Linked DNA regions of Mus musculus: region 1 is linked to region 2. A link is a loop called in an ENCODE intact Hi-C map of the cell type or tissue named here. Cell type or tissue: heart. All regions are shown on one strand. Links, peaks and the distances in the headings refer to the core of each region. The heading gives the core; the rest is flanking DNA.

The links. Hi-C counts contacts between places; a loop is a spot of excess contacts. Peaks named below come from ENCODE experiments on the same cell type or tissue, not always from the same donor. Only the 100,000 strongest peaks of a DNase experiment are listed, where the experiment ranks them.
Region 1: it touches region 2 in a loop (4-fold over the local background); 4 of 42 quality-filtered maps call a loop at or near these places.

The regions. Positions count from the first base shown.
Region 1 is chr3:135,729,686-135,732,604 of GRCm38, reverse strand. No RefSeq gene overlaps it. Among named protein-coding and RNA genes, the nearest start is that of Nfkb1, 40 kb to the right of the region's middle. In heart, for the core only: CTCF peaks have their summits at 1,123 and 2,647; a DNase peak (open chromatin) is centred at 1,124; H3K27ac peaks cover 473 bases.
Region 2 is chr3:135,554,490-135,557,408 of GRCm38, reverse strand. Manba (mannosidase, beta A, lysosomal) reads right to left here. Exons shown (of 17, transcript NM_027288.3): 13 at 2,485-2,649. Among named protein-coding and RNA genes, the nearest start is that of Gm46827, 52 kb to the left of the region's middle. In heart, for the core only: a CTCF peak has its summit at 1,298; no DNase peak of the experiment used is centred there.

The DNA of each region.
Region 1 (2,919 bases), core at 185-2,684, 180 kb before region 2:
TAGACATCATAGGTGGGATGTGTTTCATCCTTAGGGTTAATAGATAGATAATACATATCATATTGATAATAATTTCCAAGTTACATTTGATGTTTAGATATGCATAGGGGTACAATTGTTTGAATTACTGTTGTGTTTATCCATCATTAATATATGTTGTGTGGATGGTTGGATAAGTGTGTACATGCCTGACACAGCAGGCAGGTAGAGATTGGAGAGTGATGCGCTGGAGTGGCTTCCTTCCACCGTGTGTGTGTGTGTGTGTGTTTGTGTGTGTGTGTGTGTGTGTGTGTGTGTGTGTGTGTGCTGGGTATCGACCTCACTCAGGTCAGGCTTGGTCGCTGTGTTTTTGAACATTGATTTATTTTATTCTTCTTTGGGTGGGAGAGAACGTAAGTTGATTACATCTGTTTCTGCTTGTTAGAGTAGATGGAGGACACTTCACTTGCCACTGTGACTGGCACCAACTTTGATGGGACTAAAATCAAACGAGACTTAAAGCATCCATAGAATAAATCAAGCATTCTTCCGTAAGTGATTCCCTTTTTTAATCTTTCTATTTTAGCGTTGTTGGGTTCCCCCCCCCCCCTTGGATCCATCGTCAGTCCCTCCGCCTTGAGTCCTCACCTCAGCCCAACGTCCTTCCTATGTGATAAGGTTTTTAACCAGATCAGGTGCACAGAAATAGAAGTTACCACCGCACTTTCTAAGCATGGTGAAGCCCTGTTATAAACTAGTCAATCTGGCTGGTCTAGTTGTTTTCCTTTCTTTGTGCGGGCGAGGTGTTGAGTCTTTGTATTGCGTATCTGTACACATGCTTTAAATTTTTTCTTCATGTTGAGATCGTTTGAGAAAAATGTGGGTGGGGCGAAAGAAGATTCTGCTCTAAACTATTTAAAACCTTAAATCTTCAAACCTCAGGAGATAAATACAAGGTATTTAAGACTCCCATGAGTCATAGACTAAGAAAAAAAAATCTTAACCTGGAAAGAAAGAAATAATGTTTTCACCACATCTAACAAGATGTTCTGAGCTGTGGCTTTAATGTACATGTCCACGGCGCCACCTAATGGCTGGATCAATCTTAAAACTATCTCTCAATACAGTTAACCAGGTAATTCTCGAAATTGGGCATGAGGTGGCGCTAGAGTTCTTCTTAGATGAGCTCTGAAAGCCTTTACAAAGCAAGCTCACATTCAAGGGCATCCACCAGGGCTACACAGAGAAATCCTGTCTCGAAAAACAAAAACAAAAATAAAAACATAGAAATCGCAACAAACCACAACCTTACCCTAAAGTCGTGAACATTCACTAACTTATCCCGTTTCCTTTTTATCATATTTTTTTATTTTTTATTTATTTTATTTTTATTTTTATTTTATATTTTATTTTACTACTTTATTCTGTTGATGAATAAAAATCTACCTTGAAATACAAATCCACAATGTGTCATTTAGGAGGTGACTCAGGTCCGTCACCTGAACCGTCTGTGTCCCCACAAGGGTGGGAATGCAACTGTCACTGTCACTGTCACTGTGTGAGTGAAGCCTTCCTTAGATTCCATTACAGAACGAGGTAAAGCGCTGAAGAGTGATAGCAGTAGTAATGGTGATTGACAGCTGGGCGTGTCCCCACTGAACACTGAATGAGTAAAGCCACACTTTCTAAGGGAAAGCAAAGGAGACTGACCGTGCATTCTGACCACCGACCAAAGCTGCACCATTTGTCCGCATAAAGCGATGGAGGGATGAGAAAAATGAAAGAAAGGAGAGAGCAGCATTATAAATAACTAATGTAAGCAAATACTGTTAGTCCTTCCAGCTCACAGATGGTGATGGATAGTTTCCAGAATATGGCTTGAATGTGGCTCTAGTGCCCAACTGATAGCTCCTTGGAATGTCCAAGTGTTGGTTGGTATTGTAATTCATTTAGACAGGGGGGGAGAAGGGGGAAAGGAAGGAAGGAAGGGAGGGAGGGAGGGAGGGAGGGAGGGAGGGAGGATAAATTTCTTCTCATCAGGGTCATTCTAAGACCCAGATTCCCAGAGTGACTGACCTCAGTGACTGCCACACCCTAAGAAACAATTCTTTCCACACTTCCAGCCCCTGCAAAGTCTCTACAATAAAAATGGCAAGTCATTTTAGCCACATAGAAAACATGATGCATGTGTTCGCTCGCTATATTCGGGAATCCAATTATACACTGTTTTCTGTGAGATGCAGCATGGCAATCATAAACCGTTTCCTTCTCAAATGAACACTCGTATCAGCATCTCCAGCTCACCCCACAGCAATGTTAGGGAGCAGTGGGTGGGAGGAAATGGGCGTCTGTTCCCCAACCGACCACTATTTAAAACCATGGCTTACACATTTGTGGATTGCTGAATGTGTGTTCACGATATAGTTTCACAGAGTGACTTTCAGATCTTGGAATTAACCCTTCTTGAGTTTAGCACACATAGGTAGACATGTACATATCCTGGAAATATAGATACCCCAAGGAGCATATGTCATAAACACTTTATGGCAAAGAACATCCCAGATAGCCAAAATGAAGGGCCTGGCTATCACTTCCTGTGAGTGCTCGGAGCGCTCTCTGGCTGCTTGTGCCATAGCCTCTGGGTAACAAGGAATGTTTGCAACTTCTTCAAGTCCAGGCTGCATCATCACAACAACCATTTTACTCACCGAGACAAAAAAATCAGATGTCAGCTATCTGCTTCATTGGCATATCAGGAAATAAAAAGCCATTGCCACTGTAAGAAACCCTGACCTGTTGAAATGCCTTGGAGGCGTGCCTCGGTGCTAATTAAAATAATAGACACTGTCACATGAGGCAGTTATTTTCCAGAAAACAGCTGACGTGTTCTGTGTTCAGCTTGGCAAAACTCCTGGCCAGTTTCGCAACAATGTTTATTCC
Region 2 (2,919 bases), core at 258-2,757:
GGGAGGTTTCTGACAGTTTCTGTCAAAGTTAAATACTTGGTTTCCTTGTATACCTAAGCAAGCACACTGGTCTGCTAATCATCATCTAAAATCCTGTTCATAGCAGCATTACTCATAACAGCCTTCGGCTAGAAACAACAGAAGTGTCCTGTGGTAGGGAAACTGTATGCAGTCTGATTTGTTCCCATGGTGAGACAGTCCAGCAATACAAAAGAAGACACGCTCATTGTATTATCAGCTAAGGCAGCTCTCACAGAGTGTGTCGAGTAAGCAAGTGGAGCTAGGTCGTGTTGAAATCTAAGTGTAGGGAGTGCTAATCAAGGCAGCAGAGGCAGCCGGGCACCAGTGGAGTTCTCTGCTTGTGTGTTTTAGCAGCGCTGAGCTTTGCCTGTGCGTTTAGCACTCGCAGCCAACTAAGCCTTGGTTCAGAATTGGAGACTTGCTCTCATTCAGTTTGGCACTCAGCCTTGATCCTTTCTAAGTCTAAACTAGGGAGTGGATCTCAATGGAATTAATCTGTTGCTTTTCTCTTTCCCTTCCTATCTCCACCTTCTCCCTACACTCCCCACCTCCTCCTTCTCTCCTTGTCCACGGGGATACCTGCCCCAGCAAGGTGGTCACCACCAGACCAAAACCAAACAGAAGCTGCAAATGAATTAAGTAATTAAGTTAAAAAAAAATCCTGGAAGTGAAAGCCAGGTCTTGCCATGGAAGAAGGAACGGTGCAAAGATGAGGAAGCAGCAGGCAGGAATCGAGTAATCTTATGGACAATTCTCACCAAAACCTGTTTAAAGGACAGAGAGGAGAGAAGCGGGAGTAGGGAAGGAATCTTGGTTAATTCTTTCCCTGGCTCATCCTCTCTAAGCTCCCTCCCACTCACTGTTCTCGTTTATTATTAGTCATTCATAAGGTTCTGAAGAACAGGATGTGTGCCCACGTCACTTTGGAAGACTCTATTGGTTGAACAAATTTTGTAACTGTCAAAGATGTTTGAACCGAGAAGGCTTTGCAGAAAGCTTCCTCGTGAACATGTGGAGAGCCTTCCCTCCCTGCTTCGTCTTACAGCAACAAGTGAGTTCTTCTGCCTCCAGATCTTCCAGTCTTCCAAAGTCTCTTCTCACTCTCCTCTCTTCTCGGGTTATATCTATTCCAAATGGCCACACACCCAGCATGCTCTCTTAATCTGTGACTCACACTACCACTCCCACAGGTTGACTAAACTAAGCTGCATCAGGCCTCTCAATGACCACCTACACCAGGAGGTGACTTCAGTCTTCACCAAGCCCTGAGCTTAGAGCCCCCTCTACTGCTTTCATTTGTCTCTAGCATATATTTATTGGGCGTTTGATGCCAAGTCGTGAGAAACTGATTCTCAAAGGGCACCTTTTCCCTTCCTGCTCCTCTGATAACTCAAGTTGTCTGTGGGAATAAATAACTATTCTATTATCTAGGGGGAAAGAGCTAGGTTGTGCCTGCAGGCTCAGGTTTGAATTAGATGTGATTTATTTGGTAAGCAACAGACATGATAAAACACCCAGGCCAGACCAATTACATATAAATGATTGTAAACATTGATCCTCAATCTATAGCTTGCCTTTTTCTCTTTCCTGGTAGTGCTTTAAAAAAAAAAAACCAGGGCTGGTGAGATGGCTCAGTGGGTAAGAGCACCCGACTGTTCTTCCGAAGGTCCGAAGTTCAAATCCCAGCAACCACATGGTGGCTCACAACCATCTGTAATGAGATCTGACTCCCTCTTCTGGAGTGTCTGAAGACAGCTACAGTGTACTTATATATAATAAAAATAAATAAATCTTTTTAAAAAATCAAAAGCCAATGATTTTAGTGAAATACAATTTATCAGCCCGTTTTTTTTTTTTCATGGTTAGTGTCCTCAAGCTTTAAGACCTCTTCTTTGCCTGTCTCTGAGTCTTGTGTTCTTTCCAGGACTTTTATTGTGTTGCTTCCTCATTTCAGGGGCTTTGTTTTCTTTGTCTCAGGGATCAGATCCAAAGCCTGGAGCGTGTGCAGCACGGCTATGCTCCAAACCCTCCCATTTGAATCTCAGGTCCGTGGTGAATGCAATCTGCATGCATGGAGACTTTCATTTCCCTGTAAAGCGATCTTCTTGGTCCAGCACATTTCATCAACGACTCTACCCTTTTCCACCTGAATTGCCAGGACATTTCTGTCCTAATAGGAGATTCTCCTACTGCCTTCATTGCTGAAACTTTAGACTAATCTTAAACAACAAACATCTTAGTACACAAATTTTAGAATTTCATAAGCTGTTCTTGTGAGGAGAAACAAAGCCAAGAATTAGATACAGGTTTTATGGGTTTGCTCGTCTGTATTGTGAAGAAAACAACAACCTTAGCAAGAGCATGCAAACCTGACCATTTTCCACCATACAAAGGCTACGAAAGCTGCATGATTGCACACACTCAGTGTAGAAGCCCAGCAGCTCCAGACTAGAAGTGGCTTACCTGAGTAAGGTAGATAGTGTCTTTAAATGTGCGCAATGGGTCTGTCCCCTGGGGGAGTTTGAAATGCATCTTGACCTGGTGCAGCATCTGATGGTTGCCATCTTCATGATGCTGCCGATGAAGGGAGAAGCGGCTGTTGTAAGCCCAGTCCTCCTGAGATGAGACCTTGTGGATAAAGGAAGAGGGTCACAGACCCTAGCCGTGAAGCTACTTTTCTCATACATTCCTGACAAGCCTGGAGAGTGCTCTACACATCGGAAAGAACTTAGGAATTGTTCTGTGGTATTAATCATAAACATTAAAGAAAAACGTTCTGGGGATTGAACTCAGGACCTCCCGAAGAGTAGTCAGGGCTCTTAACCACTGAGCCATCTCTCCAGCCCCGTCATTCTCATTATTACTGGTAAAGGCCAGCCTTGTGCAAGGTGGGGTCCG